Linked DNA regions of Homo sapiens: region 1 is linked to region 2. Evidence: chromatin contacts called from ENCODE Hi-C or POLR2A ChIA-PET data. All regions are on one chromosome and are shown on one strand. The core of a region is the stretch at or near the end of the contact, and the rest is flanking DNA. Distances in the headings are between cores, read along the strand shown.

The links. Hi-C counts contacts between places; a loop is a spot of excess contacts on that map. ChIA-PET counts read pairs that join two places held with the same protein, here RNA polymerase II (POLR2A). Pooled maps may share reads with other maps.
Region 1: a pooled map shows a loop between it and region 2 (2.2-fold over the local background). The contact joins two enhancer-like sites. A Hi-C loop is called at or near these places in 1 of 50 pooled maps. POLR2A ChIA-PET finds 5 or more read pairs at or near these places in 4 of 52 experiments (A673, AG04450, Panc1 and 1 more).

The regions. Positions count from the first base shown.
Region 1 is chr7:5,700,956-5,707,454 of GRCh38, reverse strand. The region is part of intron 13 of RNF216 (ring finger protein 216); the gene reads left to right. Among named protein-coding and RNA genes, the nearest start is that of MIR6874, 7.7 kb to the left of the region's middle. RefSeq lists enhancers at 4,306-5,505, 5,969-6,248. Within about 2 kb of position 2,819, at least 11 of the 41 ENCODE cell types and tissues checked have a DNase peak (open chromatin) inside an H3K27ac peak, as active enhancers do.
Region 2 is chr7:5,453,730-5,459,987 of GRCh38, reverse strand. It overlaps a transcript of FBXL18 not described here. Among named protein-coding and RNA genes, the nearest start is that of LINC02983, 28 kb to the right of the region's middle. RefSeq lists an enhancer at 3,783-4,283. Within about 2 kb of position 2,092, at least 9 of the 41 ENCODE cell types and tissues checked have a DNase peak (open chromatin) inside an H3K27ac peak, as active enhancers do.

The sequences.
Region 1 (6,499 bases), core at 1,570-4,069, 250 kb before region 2:
TGCGTTCCTGTACACTAACAAACACTCCAAAAAGAGAAATTAAGAAAATCTAATTTATAATACATCAAAAAAGTTGGAATACTTAGGAACAACTTAACCAAGGAGTGGGTAAAGACTTATACACTGAAAACTATAAAAAACTGCTGAAATAATTAAAGAAGACATAAATAAATGGAAAGACATCCCTAAAATGCATATGGAACCACAAAGGATCCCAAATATCCTAGACAGTCTTAAGAAAGAAGAACAAAGCTGGAAGCCTCACACTTCCTGACTTCAAAACTTATTACAAAGCTACAGTAATTTAAACAGGCAGACATGTAGACCAATGGAACATAATACAGTGCTCAGAAATAAATCCACACATTTATGATCAGCTGATCTTCAACAAGGGTGCAAAGAACACCCACCGGGGGAAAAGGTAGTCTCTGATTAATGGTGCTCTGTAAACTGAATATCCACATGCAAAAGAATGAACTTAGACGCTGATACCATATCTCATATCATAACACAAAAATCAACTCTTTAAATGGATTAAAGACTTAAGTGTAAGACCTGAAACTATAAAAACTAGAAGAAAACGTAGGTGGAAAGCTTCATGACATCAGTCTTGGCAATGATTTCCTGGGTATAATACCAAAAACAAGGTGACAAAAGCAAAAAACAGGCAAGTGACTACTAAGATGCTTTCAGCAAAGGAAACCATCAACAGAGTGAAAAGGCAGCCGGTGGAAAGGAATTGAAATCCTTTGGGAAAGGATCTCAGCATGTTCCTGTGTTCATTGCAGCATTATTCACAGTAGCCACAAGATGGAAACCACTTACTGACATGTTCGTCAACAGATGAATGGTTAAAATTTGGTATATTATGCAGCCTTTGAAAAGAAGGAACTCCTGGCACATACTAACAACACAGATAAACCACCTTGAGGGACATTGTGTTCAGTGCAATTAGCCAGTCATAGAAGGACAGATACTGCACGATTCCACTTAAATGCAGGATCTAAAGTAGTCAGACTCATAGAAACACAAAGTAGAACCCTGGGTGCCAGAGGCTGGGAGAAGGCAAAGTGGGGAGTCACTGTGCAGTGGGAAGTTTCAGTCATGCCAGATTAAGTTGTTTAGAGATCAGCTGTACAACATTTTGCTAACAGACCCTGTACACTTAAAAATGTGTTAATTGGGTAGTTTTTGTATTGTGTGTTTTCACCACAATTTTTTTTTTTTTTTTTTTTGAGATGGAGTGTCGCTGTGTTGCTCAGGCTGGAGTGCAGTGGTGCAATCTCAGCTCACTGCAACCTCCACCTTCCGGGTGCAAGCGATTCTCCTGCCTCAGCCTCCTGAATAGCTGGGACTACAGGCACATGCCACCATGCCCGGCTAATTTTTTGCATTTTTAGTAGAGACGGGGTTTCACCATGTTAGCCAGGATGATCTTGATCTCCTGACCTCGTAATCCTCCACCTGCTTCGGCCTCCCAGAGTGGTGTTTTGTTTTGTTTTGTTTTGTTTTGTTTTGTTTTGTTTTGTTTTGTTTTAGTTTTTGTTGAGATGGAGTTTCGCTCTTCTTGCCCAGGCTGGAGTGCAATGGTATGATCTTGGCTCACCATAACCTCCGCCTCCCAGGTTCAAGCAATTCTCCTGCCCCAGCCTCCCGAGTAGCTGTGATTACCTGCATGTGCCACCACGCCCGGCTAATGTTGTATTTTTGTAGAGGCGGGGTTTCTCCATGTTGGTCCGTCTGGTCTCGAACTCCTGACCTCAGGTGATCTGCCTGCCTTGGCCTCCCAAAGTGCTGGGATTACAGGGTGAGCCACCGTGCCCAGCCTACCGCAGTTTTTTTTAAAGGGCATATGGTTCATTTTTTCCCTCTGCCAAGAGGGATGTGCAGCATGAGTGAGAACAAAGTCTGTTTTGAACTACTGAGGTTTGAGTTTGTTCCAGCAGCATAACCTAGCACATCCTGACTGATAAGGATCATAAGGACCATAACTGCCCTTGGAGTTGGAGAACAGGAGCAGATTTGAGAGGTAGAGGATTAGAAGGTGATATGTTGCATGTGAAGGTGGGGAGAAAGCCAGAGGTCTCACAGGCGTGTCTGGTTTGGACCACTATGTAGTTGATGATGCTGTTTACAAAACTGGAAATGGAATCCAAAAGATTCAGGAGAGATTACTTTTGTTTTGGACATGTTGAGTTTTTAGGGGAGACATCCAGTGTGTACGTGTTTTTACAATGCCTGGCACATAGTAGGTGCTCCATAAATCAGTGACCCTAGATCAGTGATCCGGGTCAGTAACACAGGGAGAGATCTAGGCTGGAAAAAGATTTTGGAGTCTGAAATGAGCAGCAAAAGGAGGAAAGAGGAGGAGAGGGGTAAGGTGCCCATCAGGGAGATTATTATTAGCTTAGAAATGCTGGGCCATGCTAAGTTTAAAGTATGTTTTTTCATTTATTCACATCTTTTTATGCCCCTCAGCAACGTTTTGCAGTGGAGAGAATGTGTGTTATGATTACATGATGGATTACAGTATGTTTCAGAACTTGACTTTCACCTATGGATAACAGCATTCACATTTTAGTTTCTAATGTTAGGGTAAGGATTGTAGGTGTTTGGCCCATCATGGAAAATAAAGTGAAAAATGTTATATGGGGACCTGAGGCAGTGACGGCCTGGTGGAGCTGGCTCAGTGACCACCAGAGGAATGAGAGAAGTCCCCACCTTGTCCTTTGGATGAGAAAGGAGAGTTTATGCCTAATCTTCTGTCCTTATTTGTGGGCTGTGGAACGAGTTGCCACTAGGTGGCACAGATGCTCCATGAGGAAAGGGTTTTCTTCCTCTTGGGTGTTTGAAAAGTATGTGTCAGCAAAACACTGTTTTGTAAGCAGAATTGACACAGTTCTTTTGGGCTCAGTACCAAAGCAAATCGCTACGTGCATTTAGACTTTATCTAAGAAGTCCATGTTATTAGCGCATACGCTTTTACCTTTCTCAGTTGTGCAAATTCTCCTTATGCCATTCTTTGTAGCAAGATGGCTAAAGCAGTCGCTAATCCTTGAGGATTCCTGATATTTAAGACATGAGCCACAAGCTAATTTTGACCCGTGTGAGACTAAGGGCACCTGCTTTCTCATTGCAGTGTCTTTGCCAGTAATATAAATTCCAGTTGGCTTTTCAGGAACTTGTCGCTCTGAAATGAGGCGTTTATATTAATACGGCATTAATATAAACGTATTAATATAAGACGGCCTCTGGAGGAGGACTTGAATGGCTGGAATCAGTCCTCTGGAATCCCTGAAGAATAAGACACTGTATCTTTGATGAAATGGAGAGAGTCTTTGTTTCATTGATATGATGGAATGCTTTTGTCAAGGCTCTCAGCTCCCTTGTGTGTTCTCAGATAAAGAATTCATTAGTTTGTTTTCAGTGTGCTGCTTTTAGGAATGAATTGGGTGTGTTTGGTGTGAGACTGAAGAGTGTTACATAAAAGGAGATTTGAAGGTGATGCTTCTGGAATATGTATTCTTAGGGTCAGAAGTTTCACTGTTGAGTCTTTTCTGCCTTGCCACAGCCATAACTTTGCTTTATAAACTCAGAGCTGTGTAAGTCAAGTTTTCCAGAAACTTAGGGCCACAAGGTGGAGGTTTAGGCACACTCATGAAGCAAGCGCTAACGACGAGAGACCATCAGGTGGTGAGAGTTTAATCAGAGTAACTGAAGAACATCTGGTGTAGTCTTTTCGTGGAAACTGCAAATGTGTGTGTGGTTGTGTAACCACCCATCTTTTCCCAATGTCACTTGTATTTATTTATCTTTTCTCACCTGCCAGCTTTCTTCCCTGCTTGTTTTTCTGCCCTTTCTAGGTTCCCATCCTATTCTTTGTAGCATTTGCTGTTTTTAACTTTACAGCCGTGAAGTACAACCAAAATTCACATCTGCAGTGAACCAGTTTGTTGGTTAAAAAACAGGCATCTGCAGCCTCCTACAGTAGCTGCATGGCTGCGTGAAGAGAATGTAAATGAGTGTGGACCAGCTATCAATGCCAGGGCAGCTCCAGCTGTGATGGCGGGTGGTTGGCACTTATTAACAGCACTCTAATTTGGGGCCCAGCCAGTCAGCTGACTCCTGTGCTGAGCACGGCCTTCACATTTATCTAGAGATGAATGAAGCTTGGGCCACTTGTTCCTACTATCAGGGAAGACCTTTATTCAGGAAGTAGCGTTGACAAGAACCAAATAGCTGGGTAACAAAAAGATTTTTAAGCCCACAAATGAGGACTCATTTACTGGAGTGGAAGTCCATGCTGCATGATGTGAGTCAAATATGAAGGAGGGTGGTGTGAGAATTTCTCATCATGGAATGTGACCTGCCCTTGCTCCTCCAAGGTGAGTCACTTTCTTCAGAGCCCAGCATGGGTCCCTCTGAAGAGCTTCAGGTTCAGGCCGCAGAAGGACGCTCCCTTACAGGTATATCATGTAGGGTGCCTGGCAGAGCTCTCAGCTCATATTGGTCCCCACAGCAGCCCTACAAAATAGACACTGGCTTAAAGTCAGGTGATGGTAAATGGCAGAGCTGAGTGGGTCGCAGACACCATCCCTGTGAGCCTCCCTTCCGTCACGTACTGAGCAGGGCTGGCGTCATAGCAAGGAGGCTTCAGGATTTTTAACTCTACTTGTGTCTGAGTACTTCTGTCAGTTTTCACTTTTTAAAATTTCACTTTTTAAAATTTAAAAGCATAGTGAATCTATTCATCACAGACTTCTTGATCCTGGGAAGGTTTTGGTTAATTACACACGCAAGCACATCCTCTTCCCTTACCTGCTATTGAAGCACAGTAAATACAGCATAGAGTAGATGTGTTTGTTAGATTCTTTTAAAGAAGAAGAAAAATAATAAAAGGCAAATGTTGCTTGCCTCCCTTCCCACCCTGCCTTCCCATTAAGAGTCAAATACCATGCTTGCTGTTTCAGTGATTATTCAGAAGGGAGAGAGCTGACAACCCGAAATAGGGAAAGGTAAAAATACATACGCATTATAACAAAACGCCAATATGAATAAAAATTTTATTTTTGTTTCTGCTTGGCCCTGTGGAAATAGTTTTTTACCCCTGTATTTCAGCTACTTTATCCCTCATGTCAGATGCTAATGGTAGAAGCACCTGCCTCTCCCCTTGGCCCGCCTTGGAGGAGGCTGGGAGCTGTGAGTGAACATGGACTATGCTGCCACTCCCACTCCCTCTGCAGGGCTGCTGCAGCCCCTCAGGTTTCTCCCCTCGAAACTCGCAGAGGCAACTGCTGACCCCCCGGCAGGTGGCAGAGCCCACACCCACCTGCATTTCAGAGCCAAGGAAGTCTAGAGTCAGCGTGGGCTCCGAGAACCCGGCAGCGACCTGGGGCCTCAGATGTCGCCGACCTCCCTGATCCCTAGGAAATGGGCCTGGCTCTTCCTTGTCCCAGACAACATCCTGGTGCTCCCTTCTGGTCCTGAGCTGCCTTCCTGGGTTAGTGTTTCCACCTTCTCAGGAGACCAGTCACGAACCTCCTGTTCCATTCACATGAAGAGGCATTGTTTGGGACACGTCTTTTGCTGGGCTTTCATAGTAAGTTGTCTGTTTCAACAGTTCTTTTGAAGCCCTTACGTGAGAAGTGTTGATTGATGTGCAGCTCTGCACAGCACTGGGTGCTGTGAGGCCATGAATGGCAGTGAAATGCGTGGCTGTTGCTGCATCACAGTGAGGGAAACGGTATAGCTCAGTGGTTAAGACAAGGGATTTTGATATTAAACCCACTTATGCTTTAATTCTAGCTCCTCCACTCACTAGCTTTGTGACATAGGGTGAATACTTGATCTCCCTAAGCCACATTTCCTTTCCGTGTACAATAAGAACGGTTGCACCTACCTCGTAGAGCTTTTGTGCAAAACCAATGGAAACAGCGTGGGTAAAGTGTCAAGTGCAGTGCCTGGCACTTTGTGTCACGAAGTAATAGCTGCCCAGTGAGGATGGTGTGTGCAGATGTGCGGCCTCAGGAGATGAACGGAGATCCTAGAAAGGGGGAACTGCCTCCAGTTTTGTGAACCTGCTGCCACAAGAGCATGGAGTTCCCCTAAAGTGGGCAGGTGGAAAATCCCATCAGGGAACAGAAGATGACTCATCACTCACCACTCAACTCATTTCTACCAGCTCCCCAGTGTTCTGCCATGTAAAGGGGTAGATTTTTCAACCTGATTTTTTTGCTAACTGATACATTCTATAAGAAATGACAGCTCTCCTTTAGTCCACGTTATTCAAGTTCAGAGAAGGGCCCTGTGCAACCTGGGGAGAGCCACGTGCTGGGGGAGGCTGTCGTGTGTGTGCTCCCACTCTCAGGGTCTGCACTCTCTGTCCACAGCACTGCTGTGCTCCTTCTCTCAGGTTTCATGTTGATTTCTTACTCCTACTCAGAAGGTTTAGAATCTCAGGGATGACATTCAGAAGAAATGAGTACAGGAGGGGCCTAGA
Region 2 (6,258 bases), core at 843-3,342:
GTGCCTGGCCAAAAGGCTGCGTGACTCATCAGGTGACTGCTATGCCCTTGTGCCATTTATTTATTTATTTATTTAGAGACAGAGTCTCACTCTGCTGCCCAGGCTGGAGTACGACAGCGTGATCTCAGCTCACGGCAGCCTCTGCCTCCTGGGCCCAAGTGATTCTCCTGCCTCATCCTCCCGAGTAGCTGGGATTACAGGTGCACACCACCATGCCCAGCTAATTTTTTGTATTTTTTTTTTTTTTTGAGATGGAGTCTCACTCTGTTGCCCAGGCTGGAGTGCAGTGGCACAATCTCTGCTCACTGCAAGCTCTGCCTCCCAGGTTCACGCCATTCTCCTGCCTCAGCCTCCTGAGTAGCTGGGACTACAGGCGCCTGCTACCACGCCTGGCTAATTTTTTGTATTTTTAGTAGAGACGGGGTTTCACCATGTTAGCCAGGATGGTCTTGATCTCCTGACCTCGTGTTCCACCTGCCTCGGCCGCCCAGTGTGCTGGGATTACAGGTGTGAGCCACCGTGCCCAGCCAGCATTTTTTGTGTTTTTAATAGAGATGGAGTTTCACCATGTTGGTCAGGCTGATCTCAAACTCCTGACCTCGGGTGATCCACCCGCCTTGGCCTCCCAAAGTGCTGGGCTTGCAGGCATGAACCACCACGCCCGGCCCCCTTGTGCTATTTATTGATTACTTACTGTACTGGGGCTGAGCCAAGGCCAGGGCCCTGTGGTCCATCTCTGCAGACCTGTGTCTGGTAAAATCCTACCGCCGGCCTGAGTTCTGGAGTAGGTCACACGTTTGTTTTCTTTTCTTCTCTTTCTGTTTTTTTCTTTCTTGAGACAGTGTCTTGCTCTATCATCCAGACTGGAGTGCAATGGCATGATCATGTCTCACTGCAGCCTCGACTTCCTGGCCTCAGGCAGTCCTCTACCCTCAGCTTCCTCAGTAGCTGTGACTATAGGTACATACCACCATGCCCAGTTAATTTTTTGTAGAGATGGGCTGTGGGTGGAGGGGTCTTACTATGTTGCCCAGGCTGGTCTCAAACTCCTGGGCTCAACCAATCCTCCCAACTTGGCTTCCCAAAGTGCTGGGATTACAGCTGTCAGCCACCACATCCAGCCCACACTTGCTTTCAAAATGCCCTGCCAACCCAGCAGCCAGCGTTGACATTTCTGCTCTGTTAAGACATTGTTTGCCTCCGGGTTCAAGTGATTCTCATGCCTCAGCCTCCAAAGTAGCTGGGACTATAGGCATGTGCCACCACGCCCAGCTAATTTTTTTTTTTTTGGGGGACGGAGTCTCGCTGTGTTGCCCAGGCTGGAGTGCAGTGGCGCAATCTTGGCTCACTGCAACCTCTGCCTCCCGAGTTAAGCGATACTCCTGCCTCAGCCTCTTGAGTAGCTCGGATTACAGGTGGACGCCACAATGCCTGGCTAATTTTTGTATTTTTAGTAGAGACGGAGTTTCATCATGTAGATCAGGCTGGTCTCGAACTCGTGATCTCGTGATCCGCCCGCCGCAGCCTCCCAAAGTGCTGGGATTACAGGCATCAGCCACCACGCCCGGCCAATTTTTGTATTTTTAGTAGAGACGGGGTTTCACCATGTTGGCCAGGTTGGTCTCGAACTCCTGACCTCAAGCGATCCACTCGCCTTGGCCTCCCAAAATGCTGGGATTACAGGCGTGAGCCACTGTGGGTGGCCAGAAACCTCTCTATACAGAGCAAGGCCTTGGGGGGTGGTTTTATTGACGGACAGTGTGGACCCGTCTCCCTGCCCGTTCGCTGCTGTGTTGCCCAGAAACAACTGACTGTCCCTTATCAGCTCTGAGACAAACTTCAGCCAAATCCTGAAACGGTCCCACCTGCTTTTCAGTTTGTGGTTTAAGGTTTTGGGGTTGTTTTTTTTTTTTAAGGAAGTGAAATGAACAATTCTCCTCTGGAAGAGAAAGATAAGGCTTGAATCCGCCGGAGCAATGTCTGCTGGAAAGAAATATTTTTTAACTTGTGGGCAGTTCTCCAGCTGGGCTGTGTGAGTGAGGAAGCTGGCAGCGCTCTCGCTGAGAGAATTGAATAGTTGCTCCGTCGTGGCAGGGGTTCCTTTCCCCGGCGAGGCAGGCTGTGGGCCCAGGCCAGCCAGGCACAGCGATAGGGATGGCCTTCCGCCATAACGTGGCCTGGAGATCTGGTGAACTGGGAGGCCTGGACCCATTCCCCAGGCCAGCCACCTCCTCCCTCCAAAACACCCACTCCTGGCTGATGGGGGCCACTTGGGGCACCACAGACCTTTGCTATCTAAAAGCTGCATTTCCCAAGCCTTCCGTTGCTTTTTAAAATACAGCTTGACCCTCCCTGACACTGCAGAGTCATTCTCTAGCTTGCTGCCCTCTGGAGACTGCTGTGTATGGCTTCCGAGGTGGCCTTAATGCTCCATTGAGTTTCTGCAGGAACTCACTCCCACCACCTGTTGCAGGATGTGTTTGGTAGCAAATAATAAAAAACCTAGCTCGAAACAGCTTCACAATGCAGGGAATTTGGTGTGATGGAAAATGTGCAGTGGTAGGGTAGGCTTCAGGTCGAGCTTGATCCAGCAGCTTACATCTCTAAGGACTCAGTTTAGGATAGCTGCCAGCCAGCTGGGCTGTGGGATTCCTTGTTTATTCCTACTACTGAACCAATTGCTCTGACCAGGGGAATGAGAGCACCTTGATTTGCTTAGAGTAGTCACCCATTCTGTGGCACCCACACCACACAGCTGCCACAGAATGGGACAGATCGAATTTTGTGGTGCTCACAGAGTCCCCCCAATCCCTTTGTAAAATGTAGTATAGTGACTCCTGTGGAACTGACCTGAGCTGAGCTCATCTGAGCTGTCCTCTGACCATCACCCACAAGTCTGTGTGTTCTTAGAGGGGACAGCCCTAGGCCAGGTGCAGTGGCTCACGTCTGTAATCCCAGCACTTTGGGATGCCAAGGCAGGTGGATCACTTGAGGACAGGAGTTTGAGACCAGCCTGGCCAACATGGTGAATTTCAATCTCTACTAAAAACACAAAAATTAGCTAGGCATGGTGGCGTGCACCTGTAATCCCAGCTACTTGGGAGGCTGAGGTGGGAGAATCACTTGAACCAAGGAGATGGAGGTTGCAGTGAGCCGAGATTGCACCACTGCACTCCAACCTGGATGACAGAACAAGACTCTGTCTCAAACAAACAAAAAAAGGGGACTGGCCCATTCTGTTCTGAGTCTCAGCACCCAGGGCCATCCCTTCTCACCTCCCAACCTCCCTTCTCTGTTCTCTGCTCCTAGCCATGCTGGCCTCCTTTCCATGCCTTTTTTTTTTTTTTTCCATACCTTAAGTTCTCTGCCCTTGGCCTGCCCCAGGGCCTTTGCACAAGCTGTTCCCTCTGCCTGGAGCCCCCCCACCTTGCTGAGTTTGCTGCTTCTGCTTATTCTTCAGGATTCAGAGAATCTGCCCTCAGGCTCTGCCTCCCTGCTCTCAGGGCCCCTTGGGCCTCGCCTGTCCCCACTTCCCAGGGTTTGTAATTGACCGCGTGAGATGAGGGGTTTCTGTGCGAGCACATCGTGATGAGTTTGAGATCCCCCTTGGTTTGTCCTCCCACTGATTCGAGCTGCCCCCAAGCTCACTGCCTTGGGAAGGGGTGAAGTGGAAACTGAGGGATGGCTGGCTTTGCCTCCTGAGAGCCCAGGGCAGGCTGACTGGTGCAGGGGGAGCACTGTCCCGAGAGAGCAGATGCCATGGGCCTAAAGGACCAGGGATGGGAGCAGGCAGCGGGTTCCTGGGCAGAGCTGAGCCTCGGGGAGGACAGCAGTGGGGACTGGTCTGCTTTTAGGTCCCATGATGACGTTAGGTGGGAGCAGGAGTTGCCAGTTTCGGTGGGGTGACCGGGCCAGTGCAGAACGGAGGTTGGGTCGTTCAGGAAGCAGATGCTGAGAAGGACTGCGGAGGGCAAACGGGTTCTTGGGGTTTGAAGGAGGAGTGACACTGGGGAAGGAGCACAGAGGGAACGAAATGCGGCAGGGAGCTGTTAGACTGCGATGCTGGAGCCAGCACGGCCCATGAGAGAGTCCCGCATGGGGCAGAGATGGCCAGGTCTCGCCCGCTCATTGGCTGGGGTCATATGGAGAAGAGTGTGATCTTGCTGAAGGACCAAACTCTCTCCTGGCGCCATGGAAGTGGTGTGTGTGTGTGTGTGTGTGTGTTTGTGTGTGTGTAGTGGGGGTGGGGGGGAGGCACCATCTAGGGACATCCAAAAAGTTCTGTTTCCCACTTCCCCGAATTCACAGCCTGGGTTTGAGCCCCCCTGCGGGGAAGTGGATGGTCAGCAATCCCGGAGGATCTTCTCAGGACCGACTTGGCGCCATGGGAATGCAAACCCATAATAGGAGCCCATTCCCACCGAGGGGATGGCACTGTCCTGTGGGGAATCAGGGAGGACAGGAGGGGCTGGGCTTGTGGAATTGCTTCTGACGCCAGTGAAGCCAGTGGCGAGCAAGGAGACTAAGGTAGTGCTCCCACGAGAGTGCTCCTTGATGCTACTCCCCAGATAGGCTCCCCAAGAGTACTCCCTAGAGTACTTCCCTGAGGGTGCTCCCCAAGTATGTGGCCTGAGAATGTTCAAGTATGTGCCCTGAGTGCTCCTTGAGAGTGCTACCCAAGCATATGCCCGAGAATACTCCCTGCAGGTGCTCCCGATACTGCTCCCCAGATATGTTCCCCCCCAAGAGTGCTCCCCAGATATGCTCCCAAAGAGTACTCCTTGGAGTGCTCCTCTGAGAGTGCTCTCAAGATAATCCCCAAGAGTCCTCCCCAGTAGTGCCAGGGTTGCTCCCTGAGCAAGAGGATAGGAAGCCAGCCTCGAGTTTGCTGATGAGGCTAACCTCACAGCAAACTCCTAAAGTGACGGCGTGGAAGGTGGCACTCGGAGTGCCAGTGTGACTGGGATCACTCTTAGAGCACCACCCTCCAGGCTCTGGTTTCCCCAACTGTAGGGGTGAGGGCGGCATTGGTAAGCAAACTCTACCCTTTAGGATTCGAGAGATAGAAAATCCCAAACAACAGCGGCTTAGCCAAGCAGCGCGTCCTCTCTCACTGGCAGCTCGGGTGGCCATCTGCGCTGATGGGCAGTGGGGGAGGCGTCTTATGCCCTGGGGACGCCTTCTCCTCCGTGAGTCCCCACTCTGCAACCTGGGTGCTGATGGGGCCCTGCAGGCTGGAGGGTGTCCCTGTCCTCGGCTCCCAGGCTCTGTTGCTCCCTCGCTGTGTGCCCTGGGGCAGCTTCCTGAACCTCTCTGAGCCTCACTCAGGGCCCCATCTGTAAAATGAGGTTCTTTCTTTTCACTCATTGAGGAACTCATTTCTTTCCTCCTGCTTCTCAGAAATCAGTCTGGATGGGTAACAAGACATCAAACTGATACTAATCCAGTGGCCTCTGGAGTGGATGCACAAGATCATTTACTCACGTGAGAAAAAAAAAATAACACTTTCTTTTTAAGTTATTCTTTTCTATAAAATAAGAATAAAACAGCCGAGGCAGGAGGATCACTTGTGGCCAGGAAGAGTTCAAGACCAGCCAGGGCAACATAGTGAGACCCCATCTCTACAATAATCAGAAATCTTAAAAAATTAGCCGGATGTGGCTCGGCACCGTGGCTCACACCAGTAATCCCAGCACTTTGGGAGGCGGAGGCAGGTGGATCATGAGGTCAGGAGTTCGAGACCAGCCTGGCCAACACGGTGAAACCCCATCTTTAATAGTAATACAAAAATTAGCCAGGTTTGGTGGCAGGCACCTGTAATCCCAGCTACTCAGGAGGCTGAGGCAGGAGAATCGCTTGAACCTGGAAGGCAGAGGTTGCAGTGAGCTGAGATTGTGCCACTGCACTCCAGCCTGGGCAAAAGAGCAAAACTCCGTCTCAAAAAAAATAAATAAATAAATAAATTAGCCGGGTGTAGTGGTGCATGCCTGCAGTCCCAGCTACTTGGGAGGCTGAGGCAGAAGGATCGCTTGAGCCCAGGAAGTGGAGGCTGCAGTGAATCATGATTGTGCCACTGTTCTCCAGCCTGGGTGACAAAGCAAGACTCTCAAACCAAACAAACAAAAACTTTGCAGGCCAGTAGCAGTGGCTCATGCCTGTAATCCCAGCACTTTGGAGGCTGAGGCAGGAGGATCACTTGAGCTCGAGTTCAAGACTAGCCTGGGCAACACAGTGAGACCCTCTCTCTAAAAAACAACC